Regions from separate parts of the Homo sapiens genome. Here region 2 is linked to region 1. A link is a loop called in an ENCODE intact Hi-C map of the cell type or tissue named here. Cell type or tissue: mammary epithelial cell. All regions are shown on one strand.

Region 1 (8,000 bases):
AAATCAGTTGTCCAGAAGACAGTTGGATATCAGTTTCTGGAGGTCAAGGGACAAGTGTGGGTTGGAAATGTTCATAACCTCTCAATATCTTAACTACCCTTTTCTGAACACTCTCCATGTTCTTAGCCTCTAAAAATAAGGTGCTCAGAACTGGACATACAGCACCTCAGGTGTGGTCAGACCAGCCCAGAGTACACACAGATAGGAAGAAAGGTAGTTCTCTCAAATGGCGAAAAAGTCAGGACACTAGTCAGGACTACACTGGGGGCTGGGCATATGAAGAAAGTAATACACAGTTGCTGCCCTGTGGGAGTTTATTGCCAGTCAATTAATTGTTACTGGGGTGAGTATAAAGCTCTATCCACAACAAAAGAGTAAAATGTTCTTTGTTTTTTGAGGTCTTAATTTAATTTTTAGTAGGGATGCCCCCATTCCTATGATGAGGCAGAAACTTAATTTTAGTCATTTTGGGTTCCCCTTGCCCTTTCTGAGGGATTGTGTCTAGGTTCCAGGGTATTTCCAGAGGCATTGAGAAGGAGGTCTCGGAACCTCACTGTCATCTGTGCATGCTTGCTTCTACTGAGAGGGCCATCAGCCCTGGTCCTCATTTATAGGCTGGTTCTGGCACCTGCTGAGCCATCCTTCTATTCCTCAGCTTCCACAGGGCTTTTCAGATCTAGGATCCTTTCTTCTTCCCCTCTCCTGTAGGGAACAAGGGAAAAACTTCCCCTTTGCCCTCTGAAATTTTGCTGAAAAATCAACTTACAAAAGGTAGATTTGATCGGGCAGGGTGGCTCACACCTGTAATTCCAGCACTTTGGGAGGCTGAGGCAGGCAGATAACTTGAGCCCAGGAGTTGGAGATCAGCCTGGGAGAAACCCCATCTCTACAAAAAATTAGCCAGGTGTGGTTGCACACACCCATAGTCCCAGCTATGCAGGAGGCTGAGGTGGGAGGATGGCTTGAGCCTGGAGGTCAAGGCTGCAGTGAGCTGTGATTGTGCCACTGCACTCTAGCCTGGGTCACGGAGCAAGACCCTGTTGACAGTGGCAGGAGGCAGACAAATTCCTAAGCAGACAGGGACAGGTCTCTGGTGAAACCTAATCTTCAAGCCAAAGACAGCCTGAAGCTGAAAACGAAGTTGCCAGTTCTGGGTAGAGTCCGCAACCAGAGTGACAACTTCCTTGATGCCTTTTAGCCAATGGAATGGTGCTTTTTCCAGGGGCTGCCCATGGACCAGTCAGCACTCACACCCCCGTTCTGACCCCATAAAAACCCTGGACTCAGCTTCACTGATGGCTACACACTTTGGGGCCCCCTCTCACACTGAGGGCTACCCACTTTGGGTCCCCTCTTGTGTCAAGAGCTTTTCTGTCATTCAGTAAAACCATTCTCTGCCTTTCTCACTCTCCAGTGTCCATGAATCTCATTCCTCTTGATCATGGGACAAGAACCTGGAACCTGCCAAATAGTGGGTGCAAAAAGAGATGTAACACTGTAACCCTCCCTCCCACTTGCCGAACAATGGTGAAGAAAAAGCTGCTGGGTGCCACATGTCCCCACTTACTGAGCTGCAGGTGGCGGGACCAAATGAGAGCTGTAACACTTCCAGGGGCTCAGACCTTGGGAATCCCTGAGCAAAAGCTGTAACACCACTTGGGGCTCCACGGTTGCTGGCATTTCCGAGCTTTGGGGTGCCACCATGTCCCCCTCATCCAGACACCAGTGCCCAAGGTAGAAGCTGGTCACGGCATGCCCGGACCAGTTGTGGGCTGAGCGCAGAGCTGTGGCAGGTGCGGGATCCAGGCGGGTAGTGCTAGCTGAGCGCAGCCCTCCAGGCTGAGGGGGCGGAACAACCCCAGCAGGCCCTAGTGAAGCCCGGGCAGAGGCACCACCAGCTGCAGAGATTTCTGGCTGGCAAAGTGGCACCGAAAGGATCCTGTGTCACTGTCTCAAAGAAAAAAAAAGAAGAAGAAGGCAGATTAATTGGAGAACAGGCATACAGATTTATTAACGTGCACATGGGGAGAACCACAGAGTGGTTATCCACCACTCAATGAGGGTCAGAAGCTTATAGCCATCTTGAAGTTACAGAAAGAATGGGGCCTTGGATCCTGACAAAACAGGTTATGGGAGGTGGGAGAAGAGGAATTCTGTTGAGAGGCAGTAAAGGATTAATGGATCAGGGGCACAAGTTAACATGTAAATAGTTCTCTTTGGAATTCGAGTGGAGCCTAAGGGACAGACACTATCCTGTAAAAGCGTCTGTTTAGGTGTGGTTACCTTCTTGGTGTTACAGGAAGGAGGAGAAAAACACAATTTGTTTTTCGTTTTTTGTTTCTTTTTTTGGTGGGTACAGACTTTAGACTGATAAAGGAACTTTAGCCTCGCTTTGAGGGAGTCGGTGAGGGTTGAGGGGGGTGGCTTAGAGAGACTTTGAGGATTCTTCATCAGTTCAGTATGTCAAAGTAAACATACTTATTTTGAAATATCAGTTTGAGAACATATTTTGGGATATTGGTTTCTGAGTCCCAACATCCCTCATCTGTCTGTCTTCTATGCCTCTTTTAAGTGGTGATGGAAATGCTAGGAGACCAACTGAGGCCTTGTCGAGCTCAACACATCACAAAACCATTTCTCTCATAGGTCCTCCAAAGAAGGCTGAGCCCAGAGAGGGGCAGGGTGCAAGATGGCTCTTTATCTGAGACCCACATTGTTTATTCACTCAATTCCTCTCCAAAACAGGTCCCAAAAGTAAAAGAAATACTGGAAAATAAAACATTTCTTACTATTTCCAAGTGGTTCAGGCCATCTCTGCCCTTGAAGCCAGGTGGACCCACCTGTGAGGCTTGACTCCAGCAATGTTTTGATTCCCATGTTTTTTTTAACTCAAACTCCTCTCTCCATTGCCAGACTCCTGTTCTGTGATTTTTTTTTTATTCTGATTATTCCCAACACGTGGAACTTGGTGCTCCAACTTAGTTGGCTTCTCTACCTTCAGTATCTCCTAGTGTTTCAGGCAGGAGAGTGAAGTAATCAAAACCAGAGGCTGGGTGTGGTGGTGCATGCCTGTAATTCCGACATTTTGGGAGGCCAAGGCAGAAGGATTGCTTCAGCCCAGGATTTTGAGACCAGCCTGGGCAACATAGTGAGACCCTATCTGTACAAAACAAATTTTTTTAATTAGCCAGGCATGGTGGTGTGTGCCTGCAGTCCCAGCTACTTAGTAGGGTGAGGTAGGAGGATCACTTAGGCCCAGGAGTTTGAGGATGCAGTGAGCTATGATCATGCCACTGCACTCCAGCCTGGGTGAAAAGAAAGGAAATAAAAGAGGCAGGTAGGAAGGTCTGAGAATGCTTGCCATAGTTTTGCAAGATGTGATAAAGACTTATTCTTAGATAGGCCCAGTGAGGGTTCAATGTTCTTCCCTCCAGGAATACCAAGGCCACTCCAAGAAGTTGGGTGGAAGATATAGTGCCTCAATTAAGGCTGATGATCAGAGGAATCAAAAAAGCAGGAAGGAGCTCAAGGGGATTCTGAAAGTAGTATGTAGATGTTCCTGGTGGCTTTTAGTGAGATCCTCAAGCAGACCTGGCAGGTGCATCAATTACATTGGAACGGTTGGCATGGGGGCAGTTATGGGAATAGAAACAAGGGATAGGGGATAGACTTATCTACAGAATCTGGTAAGCAGTTGATATAGGGAGCAAAAAATCTGATAAATTCAAATTTCATATTGTAGGGAAGGAAAAGGACTTTCCTCTACCCTCTTATATTAAATGAGTGGGACCTATAAATTAAACTGAGAAAAGACAAATTAACAAGAAAAATGGCTTACGTGTGTGTGTGTGTGTGTGTGTGTGTGTGTGTGTGTGTGTGTGTGTGTTTCTTTTTTAAGAGACAGGGTCTCACTATGTTGCCCAGGCTGGTCTCAAACTCCTCAGTCCTCCCACCTCACCCTCCCCAGTAGCTAAGATTATAGGTACGTGCCACCATACCTAGCTACAAATTGTATTTGATGTAAATAGTGTAATTTTATTAGGTGCGCAAAGGTCTTCATGGAGAAAAAGAAAAGATCAAAAGAGGCAGTTAGACCAGGGGTTTATATACCACTTTAACAAAGTGTGATAAAGTTGTGAAGAAGTGACAAGACGAAGGAAAGGGGGTTTGGGCTTCTAGAGGTGATGAATTGCTGAAAGGTAAATATATGAGGGAAACTAATGACAGCTGGGGCTTTATTTTAGTAAGGTTTGTTTGTGCGGTCCCATCTTAGTGCCAATTTTTCTGTCTGCAGTGATAGGGTTGTTCTTCTCTGATACGGGAAAGGGGAGGGGGAACACCTTCACATAGGGAAATTTATGTCCTGCTTTTAGACAGAGAGGGGGAAGGCAAAAAGCTCTTCCTACGTTGGCTGCTTCTTAGTTGCCTCCAGCGCAAAACACTCCTTATGACAAATTGGCATAAGGGTGAGGTAGTATATTCAGAACTCCTTCAATATTCAAGTCTGGGGTAGTAAGGGGAATAGGAGGGGAATATCCAAGTTTCTGACTTGAAGCTAGGTAGGAAGTGGTGGGACTCACTAATGTAGAAAGAAAGGAAGTTGGTAGCAACAAGAAGTGGATGCGTTCAGAATAGGTGAAATAGAGAGTCAGAAACAAGAGCTGAAAGACTGTGCTTAGAGAGCATGATGCTGGAAGTGCATGAGCTGAAGCAGTCCTGAGTAATAGCAAGGTCCAGGATGTGGCCATGATATCCAAGAAGTTGAAACTGCTTGGAAATGAGCAGGTCTAGGGCCTGAGAGCTGAAAATGTTTGGATGAACACAGAAGCTGCTCAATATGTGGCCTCCTGGCATTACAGCTTTGCCTCCCCATAACTACACACAGTAAATGAGCCATCTCTCTCAGCTTTGGCCTTATGAACAATCTATGAACATTCCTTTCACATTACTTTTCAAGCTGCTGATAGAAATACTAAACAGGCCTGAGGCAGATACTTACCTTGAGTATGCTTGGAGAATTCCAAATATGCCTTGATGGTTTTGAAGTATTTTGTTTTATATGGTTAGGGAGCATTGTCAAGATAATGTTCAATGTAGCCGGGCATGGTGGCACATGCCTGTAGTCCCAACTACTCAGGAAGCTGAGGTGGAAGAATGGTTGAGCCCAGGAGTTTGAGGTTACAATGAACTATGATCACACCACTGCACTCTAGCCTGGGTGACAGAGCCAGACTCTGTCTCTAAAAAATAAAAATACAGAAGATAATGTTCTATGTATTCAGGGGACTAATCCCTCACTTCCAGTTATTTCCCACAACAGGTTGATTGTAAGGCATGGCACATGGAGAAGGGTGAGGTATTTATCTTGTGGTTTATTTCCTGGATTTTATAATTTATAGGTAAGTTATATCACCCCAAATTTACTGAGCCCAGGTCCCACTAATAACAAAAAGCTCTATATCTCCCATTAAGATATATGCAACATGCAAAAAGGCTCTTGGGCTTTTTAGCCATTATGTTTTCTGTTGCACTTGGACCTAAAACCTCAACTTCCATATTCAAGCCTGGGATGATCAAGGGGGTGGAGGGGAGTGCAGGGAGGTAGAATGAAGGGGTGCTACTGTCGGTAGACAGACTGAGATGGCAAGGAGCCTAGACAAATGAAGATAAATTGAGTCAGAAGATCTGGATTCTTGCCCAGGTCTGGCCCTTCTTAGCTCTGTGAATTGGGCAGGTCACTGAACATTGTCTACTAAGTAGGAGTTGTATTAGTTTACCATGCCTAGTTCAATAGGTTATCGTGGGTACAAAGGTGGAACAATGGATGGGAAGGTGCTTTGTAATTACTCATTCATTAGAGATGAGGGAAGAAACTGTTGGCACTTTTTATGAGGGAAGAATCTGTTGGGCCTGCATTTCCAACCATCTGCAAGACTTTGCTACATATTAACTCTGCCTATCACTATGCATAATCCTTCCCATTGGCAAGATCCTTTGAAAACCGAGGGCTGTCAGCAGAGCCACTTGATTCTGGTTATTGAGAAAAGCTTTTCCTGCCAGTTCAACCTAAGCCTGGGCCTTCCCTAGGCCCATTTTAGCACCAGGTGGCAGAAAAAAGAAAATCTGAATGTAAAACATCTTAAAGAGTCATTTTACATTTCCTGGAAGTCTCAGGGCAGGGGGCTGTAGCCCAGAAAGAGGAATTACACTCCTATAACACACAGAGAAACACTCTCAAATCCTAGCTGGAAAATCTTCTCCCCTAGGCCTGTCATGAAGACAGCTGCTTCCCTAAGTCCCTCTCATCTTCTCCCATACTCTTGCCTTCTCCACCTCTGCTCTCACTTCTTACTGAACTTTTTCATCCTAATTTGGATAATTTTCTGATGTTTTTCTCCATCCACAACCCAAGCAGCCCAGTGCAGCCCAACAGCTGAGCTTTGTTTGTGTATTAGAAGAAACTTATGGGCCAGGCTCAGTGGATAGAGCTTGTAATCACAGCACTTTGGGAGGCCAAGGCGGGCAGATCTCTTGAGGCCAGGAGTTCAAGACCAGCCTGGCCAACATGAAACTCCGTCTCTACTAAAAATACAAAAATTAGCCGAGCGTGGTGGCACATGCCTGTAATCCCAGCTACTCAGGAGGCTGAGGCAGGAGAATCGCTTGAACCCGGAAGGCAGAGGGAGGGAGCCGGCATTGTGCCACCGCAGTCCAGCCTCGGCAACTAAGGGAGACTCTGTCTCAAAAAAAAAAAAAAAAAAAAAAAAGGAGTATGAATACTTACTTTTTTTCCAGCTGCCTCTGCCCTGGACACACTTTTCCAGCTGTCTCTGCCCTGAAGCTGTGTATATGCCGGTGCATGGCCTGAGAAGAGATAAAGATCTCTCCTTTAGATCCTGGGAAGTGCATGCCAACACCGGAGAGCTGCCTGCTCTCAGGAGCTGGAGGCCCTTGGGTAGGCTGTAGGCCCCACACTGTGGCCCACTCCCTTCCTTCTCTTCTCCTAATAACCACTGCTGAACAAGTTTGAGTCCCCAGGCAGGTACGTGGCTCATAAATTGTTCAGCAAAGGGTGGCTGTTAAGATGACTAATAGTGTGCCATGAGCTGTAGGGGTATTCAAGGGAAATATGACCCAACTCTGCCTTGGAGAAGTTTAAAATCTATCAGTGTAGGTGGGTAGTGTTTCTTACATTCTAGTACTGACAGAACCTTAAATCTGGTTGAAACAAAGGTCCAGTCCTCTGCCTTTCAGCAGGAAAAAGTCTTTAATTTACATATAAAGCCTTTGAGTCTTGGGCAAGTTAAGTAATTTTTCTCAAGATCACACATTTGTCTGGGACAAGAACTACATCCTCTCTTAGCCTTCTGGCTCTCCATAAGAGACAACATTCACATGTTTTCTGTTCTTCAAAAAGTAGCAGTTGCCTTCTAAACTTATCCGGTACAAAGTTGTGAAAATTGATCTGTCTATTGTTTTGACTGCCCTTGCAATATTTGGGTCATCTCAAACTGAGGCTACCTAAAATCCCAGAGCTGTGTCTCCAAGCCAGTGATAAGCCAGATGGCAGAGGATGAAATGTTATTAGACTCCATTTATCCAGAAGAGGATAGCTATACCATTAAGAAGGAGGAGAATAAATTAGTAAGCAATGTAACTGCAACATGGCAGCAGAGGAAAGATTTTGAATGTATTAACAGCATTTTCTTTAAAAAAAAAAAAAAATGGCACTGTGAAAAGGGGAAGAAGCAGGAAATGGCCTTAAAAAATATGAGTACAAAGACATATTGATTAAGAGATATGGGTAGTTCCATCAAATAAATATAAAAGAAAAGCCAGGTCAGGTTAAGACTCTGCCACTTCAAGGAATTAGTGAAGATGAACATAACCTATCCTTCCTTTTGGTCTCTCTGGATCTCAGGCAGGCACTCTCTCTCCCATCTCTCTCTCTCTCATACACACGCACACACACACACATACACACGTGCACACAGACGAGT
Region 2 (8,000 bases), 260 kb before region 1:
GCACCTGCACCTTATTACCTGCCCAGGTCTGCTGCCACCAACACTGACAGTGACCCCACCCCTCCAGTAGTAGAGCTGCCACACTGCCATGCATGCAGTGCAGAGACTAGAGGACCAGTTCACCTGGGGCCCACAACTACCACTGCTGGCCCTCATGCACAATGACCACAGTGCTGAGGACTAGTCCACCCAAAGCCTGCCATCCACACCAGCAGCAGGAATGCCATGTAGCTGTATGTGTCACCTAGTGACCTGAGAACCAGACTGCCTGGCACCCCTATGTCCAACAAAAGTGCCCAACAGGCCAAGCGCGGTAGCTCATGCCTGTAATCCCAGCACATTGGGAAGCCGAGGCAGGCAGATCATGAGGGCAAGAGATCGAGAACATCCTGGCCAACATAGTGAAACCCCGTCTCTATTAAAAATACAAAAATTAGCTGGGCACGGTGGCACACTCCTGTAGTCCCAGGAGGCTGAGGCATGAGAATCGTTTGAACCCAAGAGGTGGAGGTTGCAGTGAGCTGAGATGGCACCACTGCACTCCAGCCTGGCAACAGAGCGAGACCCTGTCTCAAAAAAAAAAAAAAAGTGCCTAACAGCCTCCACAAACTACAGCGTAAGCCACTGAGGAATTACTGACACGATTGATAGTGATTACAGCCAAAGAAATCATACAAAGATGCTGGGTGCAGTGGCTCATGCCTGTAATCCCAGCACTTTGGGAGGCCGAGGTGGGCAGATCACGAGGTCAGGAGATCGAGACCATCCTGGCTAACATGGTGAAATCCTGTCTCTACTAAAAAAAATACAAAAAAATTAGCCAGGCATGGTGGCAGGTGCCTGTAGTCCCAGCTACTCGGGAGGCTGAGGCAGGAGAATAGCATGAACCCGGGAGGCAGAGGTTGCAGTGAGCTGAGATCGCGCCACTGCACTCCAGCCTGGGCGACAGAGCAAGACTCTGTCCCAAAAAAAAAAAAAAAAAAAAAAAAAAAAGAAATCATACAGAGACTACACTACTGCGCTCACCCAGGAACAAAGCCAAAGCACTCTACTCAAACAACACAATAGATACATCTACAGGAAAAAGTACTGGAAGTACTAGCCAGAGCAATTAAGCAAGAGAAAGAAATAAAAGGCATCCAAATTGGAAAAGAGGATGTCAAATTGTCCCTCTTTGCAGATGACATGATCTTACATATAGAAAAAACAAAAGACCACCAAAAACCTCTTAGAATTGATAAACAAACTCATTAAAGTAGCACAAAATCAACATACAAAAATCCGTAGCAGCCAGGAGCAGTGGCTCACGCCTGTAATCCCAACACTTCAGGAGGCTGAGGCAGGCAGATCGCTTGAGTCCAGGAGTTCAAGACCAGCCTGGCCAACACAGCAAAACCTATCTCTACTAAATACAAAAATTAGCTGGGCACAGTGGCACACGCTTGTAGTCCTAGCTATTTGGGAGGCTGAGGTGGAAGGATCACTTGAGCCCAGGAAGGCGGAGGTTGCAGTGAGCTAAGATCGTGCCACTGCCCTCCAGCCTGGGTTACAGAGCAACACTCTGTCTCCAAAAAGAAATTTTTTTAAATAAACAAATATAAATAAAAATTTAAAAATCAGTGGCATTTCTATATACCAACAATGAACTAGCTGAAAAAGAAATCAATTTCATTTACAATAGCTACAAAAAAACCACTTAGGAATAAATTTAACCAAGGAGGTGAAAGATTTATATAATGAAAACTAGAAACACTGATAAAAGAAATCAAAGAGGGCTAGGCACGGTGGCTCACACCTCTAATCCCAGCACTTTGGGATGCCAAGTGGGGGAGGATCGCTTGAGCTCAGGAGTTCAAGACCAGCCTATCTCAAAAACATACATATAAATTAAATAAATAAATAGAAAAGAACACAAAAAAATGGACATCCTATGCTCATGGATTGGAAAAATAAATGTTGTTAAAATGAACAAACCACCCAAAGCAATCTACAGACTTAATTCAAGCCTTATCAAAATATCAATGACATTCTTCACAGAAATTTTTTAAATCCTAAAATTTGCATGGAACCACAAAAGACCTTGAATAACCAAAACAATATGCACAAAAATAAAACAGCAGGAGGCATCACCCTACCTGACTTCAAACTATACCACAAAGCTACAGTAACCAAAACAACATGGTACTGGTATAAAAACAGATACATAGACCAATGGAACAGAATAAAGAACCCAGAAATAAATCAACCTATTTATAGCCAACTGATTTATGACAAAGGCAACAAGAATTGATGTTGGTGAGAGGATAATTTCTTCAATAAATGGTGCTGGGAAAATTGGATATCCATATGCAGAAAAATGGAAACTAGATGCCCATCTCTCACCATATATAAAAACCAACTCAAAATGAATTAAAGACTTAAACATAAGACCCAAAAAAAAACTATTAGAAGAAAGCATATGGGAATACGGGCAAAAATGATATAGGTAAGACTTCAAAAGCACAGGCAGCAAAAACATTAATAAATAGGACTATATCAAACTAAAAAACTCTGTACAGCAAATGAAACAACCAATGAAGAGACAACCTGTAGAATGGGAGAAAGTATATTCAAACTCTACAACCAACAAGGGACTACTACCCAGAATATATAAGGAACTCAAAAAACTCAACAACAACAAAAAAACTAGTAATCCAATTAAAAACGTGCAAAGGATCTGAACAGACATTTCTCAAAAAGAGAAAAATGATCAAGCATAGGCAAAATATGCTGTACATCACTAATAATCAGGGAAATGCAAATTCAAACCACAATGAGATCTCTCACCCTAGTTAGAATGGTTATTACCAAAAAGACAAAAAACAGGGCTTACTTAGGCAGCACATATACTAAAATTGGAATGACACAAAGATTAGCATGGTCCCTGAGCAAGAATGACATGCAAATTTGTGAAGTGTTCCATATAGAAAAAAGACAAAAAAAAATAAATATTGGAAAAGATGCAGAGAAAAGGGGACTCTTATACACCTTTGGTGGGAATATAAGTTAGTATAGCCAATATGGAAAACGGTATGAAGTTTTCCCTAAAAGTAAAACTATCGTAAGATCCAGCAATCCTACTACTGAGTATTTATCCAGAGGAAGGAGAATCAGTCATATCAAAGAGATATCTGCACTCCCATGTTTAATACAACACTATTTGCAATAGCCAAGATATGGAATCAACTTAAATGTCCATTAACAGATAAACAGGTAAAGAAAATGTGGTATGTATACACAAGGTAATACTATTCAGCCATAAAAAAGAAAGAATGATATTCTGTCATTTGTGGCAACAGGGATGAGCCTGGAGGACATTATGTTAAGTGAAATAAGTCAGGCACAAGAAGATAAATACCACGTTTTCACTCAAGGGGGAGCTAGACAAGGTTGAAGTCACAGAAGCAGTGAGTAGAACTGTGGTTTATCAGTCGCCAGGAAGGGTAGCAGGGAGGGAAGAACAGGGTGAGGTTGGTTAACAAATACAAAATTACAGCTAGATAGGAAGAATAAGTTCTAGTACTCTATAGCACTACAAGGTGAATATAGTTAATAATAATTTATTGTATACTTTCAAAAAACTAAAAGAGAGGATTTTTAATGTTCCCAACACAAAGAAATAATCAATGTTTGACTTGAAGGATATGCTGATTGTTCTGATTTGATCATTACACATGGTATCCATGTATTGAAATATCACACTATGCCCCATAAATGTGTACATTACATATCAACTAACATTAAAAGGAAATAAATAATGTGTATAACTTTTCTCCTATTAATCTATTATCAGTTGATTTCAGCAGACTCAGTTATAGAACCTTCAGAGGGCAGAGGTAAAGTACCTTTTGCCCTGACAATTCAAACATAGCTTTAGTCTTCCTAAATGAGGGAAAAAAGTATGAAAAGTGCTTCAAAAATACATTCAAAAATTAATTCCCCCATGAAATATTTCACCCTCTTACTTTTGTCCATTCTTATAGAAGTGTTGCTAGTCAAATTCTCATTTAAGTTCCTCACAATATATTACCTGCACTCTCCAACTTTTCCTCTCACTATTTCCTGAATGGAACTCTTCCTCTGAGACTCTGTTCCCCTAATTCTTCCCCCTACATTGCACACACACTGGTCCATTCCTCCAGGCTCTAGAATGCTATAATTACCTGCTGAGGTCTCCTTTCCCTTGAAGGACCAAGTCCCAGTTTTCCTCTACAATACCCTTAACATAGCCTGGAACCTGTTATCTATGCCACACATCCTACTTCCCAACTTATTCTGCAAGCTCTTAAGGTCAGAGACTTCATATTATGCCCTGCATTGGCCACAGTGCCCTGGATGTAGCAGATGCCTGATCAAAGTTTCTTGACTTTCAAAATCATCCATGGCCAGACATGGTGGCTTACGCCTGTAATCCGGCACTTTGGGAGGCTGAGGCGGGAGGATTGCTTGAGCCCAGGAGTTGAAGATCAGCCTGGGCAACATCATGAGATCACATCTCTACGAAAAATAAAAAATAAATTATCTAGGTATGGTGGTGCTGAGGTGGAAGGATGGCTTGAGCCCAGGAGTTTGAGGCTGCAGTGAGCAATGATTGTGCCACTGTACTCTAGCCTGGGTGACAGAGTGAGACCTTGTCTCTAAAAAAAGAAATCATCCAATCACCATTATGTCCTACAATCAAGGCAACAACTGCTACTACCTCAAGTGAGGGGATCGCCTGGCTACTTGAAAGACTGCATTCAAGTTTCTTCCAGTAAAGAAAAGCTTGAAAATAATTTCTAATTCTCTCTCTGTGAATGCTGGATACTAAATATAATGGCTACTTCAGGATCCAACTGCCAAATACATCTCCGACCTCATTATTGTCAGTTCATCTCTTCCCTATAACTCTTGATCCAAAGCAACTTCATTCCCTCAAATAAAAAAGCAAAACTGTGTTTCACAGCAGGGCTTAGCAAGAGTGGTTCTGCAATAGCAGCTTCAATTCTTTGTGTTGCCACCTGATGGCGACCCCAAGTGCAAAAGCAGCAAGGAGCAGGTCCAATGAATGAAGCGCTGTTAGCTTGTAAAGGAGCCCTGAGGACACATCGTTTTCTGGTCCTGTAAACTCCACATTTTGTGCAGGTTTCAACCATATCTTTCTTCAAAGTCCCCAAAAAGAGAGTAGGCAAAATAAATTTTTTTTTTTTGAGACGGAGTCTCACTCCGTCGCCCAGGCTGGAGTGCAATGGTGCTATCTCAGCTCACTGCAACCTCCGCCTCCCGTGTTCAAGGGATTCTCCTGACTCAGCCTCCTGAGTAGCTGGGACTACAGGCGCCCACCACCACACCTGGCTAATTTTTTTGTATATTTAGTAGAGATGGGGTTTCACCATGTTGGCCAGGCTGGTCTCGAACTCCTGACCTCAGGCAATCCGCCCACCTCAGCCTCCCAAAGTGCTGGGATTACAGGTGTGAGCCACCGCACCCGGCGGCAAAATAAATTTTCAAGCCAACAATAAGCCGGTCGGTCTTCTAAAGTCTGAAGTCTTGTGGCTCAACTAATTATTCTTGTTGTATTCTTCACAGCACGTTCAATGCAAAGGGAAGCAACTGCTGTTGCTGACCTCCCAATGGCCCTTCACTTAAGTCCTACACAGTGGGAATACTTTTTACCTAGCTTGCTGTAATGGCCACACTATATATTCGAATCTCACTGAAGTAGAAGCCTATTTGTGATAGTGAAGAAACGTGTGCTGTATTTGTTGGTTTATATAAAGTGTGTACAGAAATACTCTACTTGAAAAAAGCACTGTTATTCAAAATCGCCAAGGTTTTTAATTGCATGCCTCTATTACTTCTTAAGTACACATATAGAGCTTCTTTGGAAGTCAGAAGGGATTGTACTAGTGACAGATATTTTTTAAATATGGAGAAAATATGAATCAGTATTACATTACTTAGGCATTCTTAAACCCTAAAATCTAACTTGCTCTGTCCTTTTTGCCTAATCTCTGAATTCTCCCTAAACATACATTAAGGCACTGAAGCAATGTTGGCTTCTTTTCCATGACTGAGTCACTTTTTATTTGGCATTTGGGCACCTAAGCCCTCTACAATCACAGTTTTCAGTATTGTAATCTTATGAGGTAGGGCGCCAACCCCCTTAGCTGCCTTACAAAAAAAAAAACAAAAACACGAAACATGCTACAAAACAGCAAGACATCCAGAAGTAGAAAATCATCTTCAAGTTTCTATATTCTGACTTGATCCCAAAAATCTCTGAATGCCAGGGCTGGGTATCTAGAGTCACGGGTTCAGGTTTCAACTCTCTCTCTAATGGAATCCCTGGCCCTCAGATCTGTCACCTACAAAATGATGATGACAGAAGTGTACTCTGGGAGTCAATGAAAAAGAACAGGTGCTTTCCATCTAATTTAAGCTTATATTTTGTTTCTCCACCTTTGAAACAGACATATATGGCCTTCAAAATTGCCCCAGATTTATAGTGAAAAAAGCCACATTATAAGATTAGAGTGTCATCTATTAAATCCTAATGACTTATGAACAAAGATGATTTAAATATGGTGAAATCGACCATCAGTAGAAACAAATGGTTTTAAGAAATAAGGATTATGCTGAAAATGTATCTCATCTTTCACCTCCACAAACTACTTTTTTTCTCAGCCTTGTGGAGGTTCTGAAACACACATGACTTTTAAATCACGGGGAAAACAGATAAAAGATAGCAAAGTGTCTTAGCATAATACGCCAGGTTTATTGTCTTAAAGTGAGTGAGAAACTTAATCTGAATAAGTGGAAAAATATAGCTACAAAACAAATCAATCAAAGGAGACCAAGATAGCCTAGATTTATGTGTCCTCTTCTTCTAAGCCTCTGTAATGCATGTTGACATCCCCCAATTTACAGAAGAGTTTGTGTGTGAATTAAATGTTTAGAAAGTTAAACACATTTTCCCAAGAAAACAAAGCTATTTATATATCTTGGTAAGGTGGCCAGGGTAAGCCATTTATGAAGACTTAGTTAACCCATAATCGACGAAGAACTTTATACACAGGATAACAATGGCTTTGTTATCCGAAGTGTATTCAGAATTTCAACCAGGGGTACTGGGAATGTATCCCCCCAAATGGGATAGGCAGTGGGAACCATCCCAAATCACTGGTTCCTTCAATCTTATACAGAAGCAGATAGAGGGAAAAATGCTTGTGATGGGCAGGGCATGGTGGCTCACGCCTGTAATCCCAGGACTTTGGGAGGCCAAGGCAGGTGGATCACCTGAGGTCAGGTGTTCGAGACCAGCCTGGCCAACATGGTGAAACCCCATCTCTACTAAAAATATAAAAATTAGCCAGGCATGGTGGCGGGCACCTATAATCCCAGCTACTCGGGAGGCTGATGCAGGAGAATCGTTTGAACCTGGGAGGTGGAGGTTGCAGTGAACCGAGATTACACCACTGCACACCAACCTGGGCGACAGAGCAAGACTCCGTCAAAAAAAAAAAAAAAAAAAAAAAAAAAAGCTTGTGATGGGTGACAATAGGGCATAAGACAGAGAGAAGTAGTGAGGTCAGAGGATTTACCATGGAGCCAATGAAGCCGAAGCCCTTCACTTACACAAGGCCCAGAGAGGAACCCTAGCAATATTTTGCATAGACATGTTAGATACGAGTTCTAAATTTCTTTTCAAATAATTAATATGTCAGTATGTTCAATTCTTTGCCTTCTACTTTTAAACTTCCTCATAAAGCAACCTTTTACAATTACCTGCTCCACCCTGACTCATTCCAATCACCTGCTCTACCCTAACTCATTCCATCACCTGCTCCACCATAACTCATTCCGATTACCTGCTACCTGCTCTGCCCTGACTCCCGCCAAAGCACTCACCCCATCATTCTCTTTAAATTAGCCAATCAGAATTAGTTTAGTCTGTGTGGGCTAACCCTAGCCAATAGGGG

Evidence for each region. A loop is a pair of places that touch in the nucleus more often than their neighbours do. Peaks named below come from ENCODE experiments on the same cell type or tissue, not always from the same donor. Only the 100,000 strongest peaks of a DNase experiment are listed, where the experiment ranks them.
Region 2: a loop joins it to region 1, with 2.2 times the contacts of the local background. A loop is called at or near these places in 2 of 110 quality-filtered maps.

What each region holds. Positions count from the first base shown.
Region 1 is chr6:106,865,274-106,873,273 of GRCh38, forward strand. No RefSeq gene overlaps it. Among named protein-coding and RNA genes, the nearest start is that of LINC02532, 82 kb to the left of the region's middle. In mammary epithelial cell, no CTCF peak of the experiment used is centred here; DNase peaks (open chromatin) are centred at 4,958, 5,678 and 7,028; H3K4me3 peaks cover 239 bases; H3K27ac peaks cover 3,738 bases.
Region 2 is chr6:106,604,852-106,612,851 of GRCh38, forward strand. All of the region lies in intron 4 of RTN4IP1 (reticulon 4 interacting protein 1), which reads right to left. It also overlaps the pseudogene RNU6-527P. Among named protein-coding and RNA genes, the nearest start is that of RTN4IP1, 21 kb to the right of the region's middle. In mammary epithelial cell, CTCF peaks have their summits at 3,419 and 5,035; a DNase peak (open chromatin) is centred at 3,420.